2 separate regions of the Mus musculus genome follow, and region 2 is linked to region 1. Evidence: chromatin loops called from intact Hi-C (ENCODE). Cell type or tissue: gastrocnemius. All regions are shown on one strand.

Region 1 (5,000 bases):
CCAGGGCACTCCAGTGGATGGAGACCTGGCTGGCTGGATGCCCCAAGGACTGGTGGCTGAAGCCGGTCCAGCCCTGCTGCCCAGGAGGTGTGGTCAAGGGTGTGGTCTTGCCCTGGTTGGGGCCATGGGACCTTCTAGCCGCAGGGAAGAGGTTCAGGGCTTGAGTGGGCATCCTTAGCTCTGCCCTGTCCTTTCTTTTCCTTTCCGCTCCCCCTCCCACCTTGTGGGGCTGGCCCGGGGTCCTCTCAGAGATTTCCCCAGGCAAATGCTTCAGGCTCCTCAGCAGGGCTGGCATGAGTCACTGAGCAGAGACAGGCCCCAGAGGCACGGGATGCTGCGTTCTCAGCCAAGGGTCGGCGTGGTTTCTCTTTTCAGTCTTCTGGATTGGCTTTGTGGCTCTTAGAAATTAAGCAGTTTTATCTTGTTCCAAGCGCTTGTGTTTCAGCACGGGGTGGGGAGAAAGAGAGAGAGAGAGAGAGAGAGAGAGAGAGGCTGACTCTCTAAAAGGGAGCTTTCTACTCAGCCAGGGGACAAGGAGAGGACAGGGAGGGTGAGAAAGGCTAGGCCAATGGGGCAGTCACAGACAGGGATCATGGGAGACACTGCCCAGTAAGGAATCCACACATGGCTCTCTGCAAGGGTCCAACTGCCCTGGCATTGGATGTATGCTCCTGGCTGGGGTCTGGTTTGTGTAGTGAGACACCAGGGTCCCAGGTCTTCTCTGCCACGGGGCAGGCAGACAACCGGGGCTCTCTGGAGGCTCACTGCCCCATTCAGTCCTCTCATCTCCCACCTCTGGGCTGGCCGCAGAGCCTCTGGCGGGCTCCAGCTGTGACTGATGGATTGCTGTGACTTTGCTTAGCTCTGCAGGTCAGAAATCAGAAGCAGAACGAGCTGGGCAGGGCTAGCTCCTTCTGAAGCTCCAAGCAGCTCTTGGCCCAATGCTTTCCCAGCTCCTGGTGGCTCCAGCAGCGTCGGCTTTCTTGGCTTCTGCCTCTGCTGTCTCGTGACCGGCTTCTCTCAGATCTCCCTCTGCCTTTCTAAAAATGAGGATATTTAAGGCCTCTGGGCAGCTGGGATGATCACAACTTAAGCCACCACATTCTATCCACAAAAAGCCTTTCCTTTTTTTTTTTTCCTTTCAAGAAAAAAAAAAAAAAGAGTCTATCTGTGTTTGTGTACATTTGCCCTGACACGTGTGGAGGTCAGAGGACAACTTGAAGAAATCTGTTCTCTGTTTCCATCATTTGGGTGCAGAAACAGAATTCACGTCATCAGGCTTAGTGACAAGCACCTTTACCAGTTGAGCCATATAGCTTGCCCAAGAGCCTTTTCTCCCAGACACTGCTCTCTGTGTTGGGGGGGGATAGACGTATGGGGTGGTAGGGGTATGGGGATATGGGGTGTGAGAGTACCAGAGTAAGAGTCTGGGGTGGTAGGCGTTTGTGGGGGACACCATTCTCCCTGTGTAGCTGGTGTTGGGCTGGTTATAAGACTAGTAATAGTTGAGGTGGCCTTGAACCCCTGATGGTCCTGCCTCCGCCTATCAAGTGCTGGGATTACAGGTGTGTGCCTTCACACCAGGCTCTGCCCATTTTTGAGTCAAGTTGCTTTGTTATTGAGTTGAGGGAGCTCTTTATATATGCTGGTTATTAGATCCTTATTTGATCTATCCTGTCGGTACTTTCTCCTGCTCCGTGGACAGTTGTTACCCTCACAGCACCCGCCTGGGTTTGAAGCTTACAATGAAGAGTGGAGAATAGCACACCACCTGGCCACTTGATTCCTTCAGCATTGCCTGTCACATGGGTTTGAGCAGGAGATGTGGTGTCTGTATGTGTGTGTGTGCGCACATGTAGAAGCCAGTGGACAGCCTTGGCTATTGTTCTTCAGGCACCACCCACCACATGTTTTGAGACAGAGTCGCTTAACAGCCTGGAGCTTGTTGTGTAGGCCAGGTGGCCATCGAGCTCTGAGGACCCACCTGGGCTGAAACTGCACACGTCACCATACCAGGCTCTTTACCAGGGTTCTGAGATTTTGAACTCGGGTCATCCTGTTTGCAAGACATTGCTGACCGAGCTCCCCAGGCTGCGGTGGTGTGTGTTTATGGGGAGTTATTAGAAGCTCCTACAACTGAGGGGTGGACTGACTTGGGGGCTTGAACAGCCAGAGAAAACCAACAGTTCAAAAGCCATGGGCAGAGAGGACCTCAAAAACAAAGGCTCTGACGTTAGAGCCAAGGAGGGTGTGAGTGGAGAGGGGTGCTGTGGAAATGGGTGGGAAAGAAATGGCCTCTGACTCTGTTCTGTTTGCCCCATGCTCATCCTGGGAAGCCCTCAGTCTGGACTTGGATAAGGCCAGCCGGTGTCCTAGGCGACGGTCTCTCCAGTTCAGGGCTCCCAGCCACGTGTGTGTTGACATGTGTGGTGTATGTCACAGGACATAGCTATCAATAATGAAGAGAGTACTCCAGGACCTGAGAGATGGCTCAGCAGTTAAGGCTCTTGCAGGGGACCCAGTTTTCATCCCCAGCACCCACATGGCAGCTCACAACCATCTGTAACTCTAATGATTCCTCCTGGCTTCTGAGGGTACCAGACAGACACACACCATGCACAGACATTCATGCAAACAAAAAGAAGAAGAAGAAGAAGAAGAAGAAGAAGAAGAAGAAGAAGAAGAAGAAGAAGAAGAAGAAGAAGAAGAAGAAGAAGAAGGTATACCTTACAGATTCAGGGTTCTGCCTGGTGTCCCAGCCCAAGGTGGCGAGAAAGGGTTGGGGATTGGTGTCCTGCCTGGAGAGGGTAGCCTTGGTCTGCGTTTGTGACCTGTGTTGGTGGGCAAGGACCATCCTCAAGGACCTGGATAGTCACTGTGGACGTGGTGGGTGTGTTCTATAGACAGGCAAAGCCTATTGATCAACACTGTCTATTTGCAGGGTGTTGGTGGCCCAGCAAGGGCTAACTCTCTACTTGCAGGAAATAGAGAGGCAGCTGCAGGGATCTTTTTGTCCAGCAGGGGGCGGTGCAAGCTCTTAAAAGCCCATGTACTTGGGTATTGCTTTCCTTGGCTCTGCAGAAGGGCTGCATGCTGCTGCAGAGCTGCCAGTACAACTTGATTAGGCTGAAGGGGAGGGAAGCGGCAAGAGGAGACCCTCAGGAAATAATAAGAAGGAGCCACTGAATTCCAATCCCAGCCTATGGCACCCGGGGGAGGAGGCTGGTGCCCCCTGACTCTTTCTGTACTGTATTTTCCTAGGTTTTGTTTGAAGTGTTTCAATCTCTCAAGTTTTTCCAGCCCACTTGTGTGTGTGTGTGTGTGTGTGTGTGTGTGTGTGTGTGTGTGTGTGGTCAGTGAGCGGGCGTGGAGGTCAACGTTGTCTTCCGGTATTGTTTATTACCTTGGTTTTCAAAAATGACTTGTGTGTGTGAGTGTGTGTGTGTGTGTGTGTGTGTGTGTGTGTGTGGCTGTATACACATGCATGTTCAGCCATACCTAGCTTTTACATGGCACTGGGATTGAACCCAGGTGCCCATTCAGTAGGCAATAGAACTTCTTTACTAGCTCAGGCCCCAATTTTCTAACTTTCTGAAAACATTTCAAACAAGAAGACAGACGGTGAAACCCTGCCCACACACCCACCTGCTGGACCCTACCGTGAGTGTTCCTTGTTAGGTGTGCATCTGTCCACCAGCAATCAGGCTCTCCTCAGACATATTTGGTTGACTAATTAATTTGTCTTTGAGACGGAGTCTCATGTAGCCCAGGCAACCCTCAATCTCCTGTAGCTAAAGTTGGCCTTGAACTTCTAATCCTTCTACCTCCATCTCCCAAAGGGTGATGTCAAAGACAAGTGCCACCATGCCGGGTGACTGAGGCAGTTTTAATAAGTTGCAGGTACCAGTACTCATGACCTCTCCTCCCTCTGCTCATGGATCGTTAGCCACTGTGGTTCTCTCTCCACATTTCTGTGTCTCCTGGATGCTGTGCATGCCATCCTGTGATTTTTTACAGGTAAATGCACCGTGTGTTCCAACTGCAGCCACAACATGGAACACTGACATCACCTGGACAGTCCCCTGTCCCTTCCTATACAGCTGCTGCCTTTGTATCCTCCAGGGAACTTCCCACCCTGGGTTCCTTTATCCAGTTCGAATGTTGGCAGAGTCGCTCAGTACTGTGGGTCCCCATGGCGTGTTCCATGCTGGGTCCTACTCTCCGCCCGACCCTTCTGTGGCTTTGACATTTTCCTGTTTCCTCTGGTTGGGCCTCCGTGATGAACATCTTATCCTGGTCTTTCATGAGAGCTGCTTCATCTGTCTCATGGGAGCACCTAGACCCTTGGTGTCTATTTAGTTCCGGGAGAAACTTCTACATCTTCACCCACAGCAGCCATCCGGCTTCAGTCCCAGCGGCAGTGTGCAGTGGTGTGCGTTCACACTGGCATCTGCTGCTGTCAGTCTTAAATGTTAGTCATTCTGGCGGTGGGGGTGTGGGTGCTATTTCACTCTGGCTTTAATTTTGCATCTGTCTGATGACTAATGTGGCCCAGCACATTTTCATGACCTTCCCAGCTATTCATGTATTTTTCCTTTGTAAAATATCTTTCTCAAATCTGTTGCTCATTTTCAAATTGGACGGCTCAACTCTTCCTCATTACTTCTGGATATTGGTCTTTTGTCAGATGTATGCTTTGCAAGGAGTTTATTTCAGTCTGTGGCTTGGCCATTCCTTTTGTTAATCATGTTTTTTTTTCTTTTCTTTCTTTCTTTTTTCTTTTTTTTTTAAATAAGCATAAGTGTGTCCCCATCGCTTTTGGTGAAGTCTCATTTTGCAATTTCTTTCTCTTTTTTCCTCTGTGGTTTTCACTTTCTGTGTTTTATAAGAATTGTCTCTTGCCAAGTTGCAAAGGTACTGCCAGTTTTCTTCTAGTATGTTGATAGTTTCTGTTTTTATGCTTCAGCTAAGAGTCTGGGGTAAGGCAGGGTCAAGGTTCA
Region 2 (5,000 bases), 120 kb after region 1:
ATGGACAGCCAGGGCTCCATACTGGGAGGTGGTCTGGCATGCCACGTGAAGCCTTGCACTGGAGACCCTGGAGTTGGAATTGTTGCCTGGTCTTTCTGAGGTGACCGCTGAAGAGGGCCTGTCTTCCAGCCCCTCCCTTCCCCTACTGTGCCCTCCTGTGGGTCTGCCAGGTGGGGTGTCCTGGGGACAGTCTCTGGGTGGTTTTGGTGCCCGTGGCCTCCTGTAGCACTCCCCTCAATGTCAGGTGTTGACCCCAGAAGTGACTCTAGGGGCCTCTCTGAAGCTGTTCTCTCAATAGCTTGTCCTCAGCTTGGTTCCCCTCAGTCGTTCCTTCCCATCTTTGATGTCTTCCTCATCCTCTAAATCCTCTCCAGGAATATGCAAGGCAAGGTTTGGAGGAGTAAAGTTTGGGGTAAAAGCCCTGGGACTCTAGGAGAGGCATTGGATACTAACGTGTCTCTTCTGGCCCCTGATGGCCAACTTGGGTACTGCATGCACTCAATGAGAACTCATTTAGCCAGGTTAGATTACTGTTCCCAGCTAAGGATCCAGGCAGCCTCTGGGTACGCCCCCTGGTGGTCGTTCCCACATCCAGCATCCTTGTAAAGTGAACCTGGTGCAAGTTCCTATCAGGGACCCTGTGAGTTCATAACTTACTAAGTCCCATCCAATGGGGCCTACTCCTAATCCTTGGTACGCACCATCTGAAGTGTCTGTTCCATCCTTGGAAGGTGGCCAGAGTACTACCTGGAGGATGGAAAGCTACTTGGTTCCTCAAAAGCGTCACAAAGTCAGAATACATCCTTGGCTCATTTGGTCTTTTGTGCCCTTAAGGTCCAAGCCATGCTGATCTCCCGTTTAAATTTCTCTTACATTTATTTATTAACTTATTTACTTTATTGGAGGGAGAGGGCACGCACATGCCAAAACACGGATGTAGTAGTAAGACGACAGCTTGCAAGAGTTGGCTCTCACCTTCTACTGTGTGGTTCTGGGAATCAAACTGCAGTCATTGGGTTTGGCGGCAAATGCCCTTATCTACTGAGTCATTTGCTCATTTTATTGAGAAACTGGGTCAGAGAAGCCAACAGAACTCACCCCAGTCCAGAACACAAGGAATGAGGGGTTTATTTGGGCTCACGGTTCCAGGGTGCAGTCCATCATGCTGGGGTGTCATGGCGGCACGACAATAGACTGTTGATCGCTGTGTATCCGCAGTCAGGAAGCAGATAAATAAATGCTGGAATTCAGTTCACTTTCTTTTTTATTCAACTGGGAAAACTCGGCCCACAGGATAGTGCTGCCCACATTCCCTGTGGGTCTTCCCTCAGCTGAGCCTCTCATAGACACACTAGAGGCGAGTCTCCCTGTTGACTCCGAAACCATCGAGTGGCTGTCAATCATCCTGCCCAGTGGGCGGGGCTTTCTGGAAGCTGTTGGCTTTCCCGGGGAGGAGAGGAGGGGCTTCCTCCCCACTGATCATCTCTCCTTCTCTTTTCCTTAGTTGAGAATACCACTCACTGTGAATTTGCTTACCTGCGGGATCTCCTTATCAGGTGAGTCAGCTCTGAAGGCCCCTTGGGAGGACCGGCTCTGGGGGTTGGTGGTGGTAGATGGGCGGGAAAGGCCCCACCCTGGCCGCCTGATGTCAGCCCTGTTCTCGGGAACTGAGCTGAAAACAAGCTAACAGAAACCTGGGAATGGATGAAGAAATGAGGATTCTTTCTAACCTTTCGAAGTCACCAGGATGAGAGGGGCTCCATCCGGTCCCCAGTGGGCTAAACATGCTAGATTCAGCTATGGCTACTGTCCACACAGCACAGCCTGGACTATATGTCCCAAACAAAACTAACAAACTAAAAGAAAAAATTCATTTGTGTGATTAATATACATTAGTAGAAAAAGTCCTGCCAGGCAGGACTGTCTGAGGGCCTGGGGTGGGGATTCCAGGAATAAAGCCTTCCGGGCTCCTCACCTTTCCCACTCCCCTTCCCAAAGTAAAGAGGAGGGGAGGTCTGCAGTGTGGGCCATAGATAGAAGTTGCCTGGCAGGCTTTAAGGCTCTGGCTCCCACCTGCAAAAAGAAACTTTGTTTAAAAAGTCAGTTTAGGAATGTCAGGGTAGGCAGCGCTGGGGACTGTGGTCATCTGCTGCCTCCTGCTGGCCACAGCATGAATTTCTGTCTTGGAGCACGAATACCCAAGTCCTGCTCACTGGTGAAGAAGGCCTTGAGACCTTCCACAGCTTTGTGTTTTTAGTGCCCAGTTCTCCATCCTTGTGCAGGCCCCTGACTAGCCAATGTGAACACAGAGACGGGGGTACGGGTTAGAATGTGAGGCCACAGAAGGTCTAAAGTTACCAGAGAGCGAGTGAACGCCACCTGGTTTTGCTGGGTATGCACAGAGAGCCTGCAGGATGGCTCTAAGAGCCAGGAGGGGCAGGCGGTTGTCATCCCAGGCAGGCTAAGTGGTCACCCCCTCCCCCCCAATGCTGGCCATGTTCCCTGCAGGACGCACATGCAAAACATCAAAGACATCACCAGCAACATCCACTTCGAAGCCTACCGAGTGAAACGCCTCAACGAGGGCAACAGCGCCATGGCCAACGGGATCGAGAAGGAGCCGGAAGCCCAGGAGATGTAGATGCGTCCCGCCCCTGGACCCCACCCCCAGATCTTTTCATCATCCCTGGCCCACCCACCTACCCTGTCTTATTTTATATAATTATCTCCTTGTCACCTGCCTCCATCCATCTCTTCCCACACTTTGCCAGGTAACAAGAGAGGGTTTACCTCCCAAGTGTGCTCTTATTGGCTGCAGCAGCAGGGTGGGCGGGGCTAAGCCTGGGCTTGCCTCTGTGCTCTATTTCCACCCGGGCTCAGCCCCTGAGGGGTTAGAAGAGCTATGTGTCCGTCCCCCGCTCTGAGTTCTAAGCTGAAGCCTGTGGGGGCCAAGTCCTAGGGGGTGCAGAGGAGCCCGTTAGACCACAAGACCCCATGGCCGCAGCCTCAAGCAGGTTAGAGACTGCCCCAAAGGAGGATGGAGCTGGCCGGGTATTCCTGAAACCTCACCTGCCCCTCCGGGGGCGTTTCTTACAGCGCCCTCAGCTGCCTGCCCCTCAAGGGAACTAGAGGCGTCACAGCCAAAGTTGCCAATCACTTAGACAAAGTGACAACCGTGCCCCTCGAGCTTGTCCCAGAGCAGAAAGTGCCTTGATCTACAAGAGCCAGTCACCTCTTCCCAGATGTCCCTTTGGGTGAAAAGCAGGGACGTGCTGGAGAGAGGGAGGTATCTTTTCTCCCTCGCCCTTGGGTTCTCTCTCCCCTGTGCTGTAGATATCGCTACTACACTGGGCTTTAATTATAAAAGACGAAGCGTGAAAGATGCTCCCCGATGTTAGGAAGCCCCGCCCCCAATGTAAGGAAGGTCAAAGCAAGAAGATGAGTCGAAGCCATGAGGGAGGAAGCCGTGGAAGGGAGGCATAAGAGTGTGTGGGAGCTCTCCTGCCCAGGTGCCGCGGAAGGCATATCCGCGTGGTCCTCAGTTTGGGCCAAGATATTCTGGTTACATTGATGCTCCGCTGCCTCACCCTGTCCCACCCCACACACCCCAGGCTCAAGCCTTGATGATTCAGTGACTGTACTGGGTGGGAGCCAGAAACCTGACCATTTTGTTGTCTACATGAGCCTAGACTAGCCCTGTGCCCCAGAACCCATCAAAAATACCCCTAAAGAGGGAAAGATGAGGGGGTCAGAGATGGATAGCCAGGCTCACTCATCTTCTCTCAGAGGGAACATTAGGGACCATCCATGCACAGCTGACCAAAGCCGTGTCCTTCCTGCCTGCCTCCCATTCTCATTTGCCCCTGAGGAGAAAGTTTGGTGAGGTGCGTTAGGTTGGACCCGCTTGGGGAAGGTGCCTCTACAGACCCAGGGCTAGCTTTCTGCAGCCCAGAAGTGCAGTGGGAGGGGTGGGGTGCAGACAGATGGAGACGAACATTGTTTCCTGCTTTGGGCGTCTACTCCCTCATCCAAGCATGGAAGGGCCCCTCGTCATGCCCTGTGGCCGAACAGTTCGCTTGCCAGCTTGCCAAGTTCTTTTGCCAAAATCAGGACTTTGAAGGAAATCTCCAGCACGCTGGACCCAGGGCACTCCGGCCTTCACCAGCCCAAGTGACCCTGGGGATTTAGCAGCAACCCGGTCATCAGGATGACTTTGTGCCTCTGTAACCAGGTATTGAAACTGTTCGTCTCACCAGGCCGGTCCACGTGGCCCTCTGCTGGGGGCTTCCTGGTGGGGGGGCAGAAAAGTCTCTCTCTCTCTCTCTCTCTCTTTTTTTTTTTTTGTATAAATAACAAAGTGTTGAAATGTATTTCCTGAAATAAATGTTTCAAATACAAACTTTTTTTCTGGAGTTCTCTTTGGCAAGACCTGTCTGGTCCATTAAAGGTGGTGAGGGGAGCACGGGAGTAGAGGCTCCCAGTGGAAGGAAGCTATAGGACTGTGTGAGATCCAGAATTAGGAATCAGCAGCCCAGTGGTGAAAAGTTAGCCACACCCACTGCCTGTAATCCAGCTTGTGGGACATCTGACGCCCTCTTCTGGCCTCTGGTGGTACCTGCACACATGTGGCAGACACATATACACATAAATACAAATCTAAATTTTATTATGTGAGACCCTGGTAACTGGCCATTTATAATAATGTTATTCCAAGAGAACTAAACCATGTGTGGTCCCAGGAGGCTGGCTGAGCCAACCAGTTTTGTGTACAGGAATCAGGAAAGGGGAGGGTCCCTCTCTGTGTGCTTTAATGTCCCCAAGCTCCTGTGGCAAGTGACTGCAATCCAGACACCCTGGAACAATACTAGTGTACACTCTCACCATTCGGAAGCCCGGGACCGAGTGTTGGCATGGCTCCATCCCCAGTCCCCTGCCACCCCTGCTCCTGGGGACTGCGTTATTTCAGGTCCATGCACTTTGCTCTTGAGGGACACTCGTTT

The links. Hi-C counts contacts between places; a loop is a spot of excess contacts. Peaks named below come from ENCODE experiments on the same cell type or tissue, not always from the same donor. Only the 100,000 strongest peaks of a DNase experiment are listed, where the experiment ranks them.
Region 2: it touches region 1 in a loop (8-fold over the local background); 42 of 42 quality-filtered maps call a loop at or near these places.

The regions. Positions count from the first base shown.
Region 1 is chr11:117,235,328-117,240,327 of GRCm38, forward strand. It overlaps a transcript of Septin9 not described here. Among named protein-coding and RNA genes, the nearest start is that of Gm39478, 28 kb to the right of the region's middle. In gastrocnemius, a CTCF peak has its summit at 3,012 (motif pointing right); DNase peaks (open chromatin) are centred at 20, 244, 922 and 3,024; H3K4me3 peaks cover 912 bases; H3K27ac peaks cover 2,627 bases.
Region 2 is chr11:117,357,915-117,362,914 of GRCm38, forward strand. Septin9 (septin 9) reads left to right here. Exons shown (of 11, transcript NM_001113487.1): 10 at 1,505-1,556; 11 at 2,509-4,411. The coding sequence ends at 2,641. Among named protein-coding and RNA genes, the nearest start is that of Gm51932, 25 kb to the left of the region's middle. In gastrocnemius, CTCF peaks have their summits at 561 (motif pointing left), 2,151 (motif pointing left) and 4,612 (motif pointing left); DNase peaks (open chromatin) are centred at 151, 523, 1,445, 1,549 and 2 more places.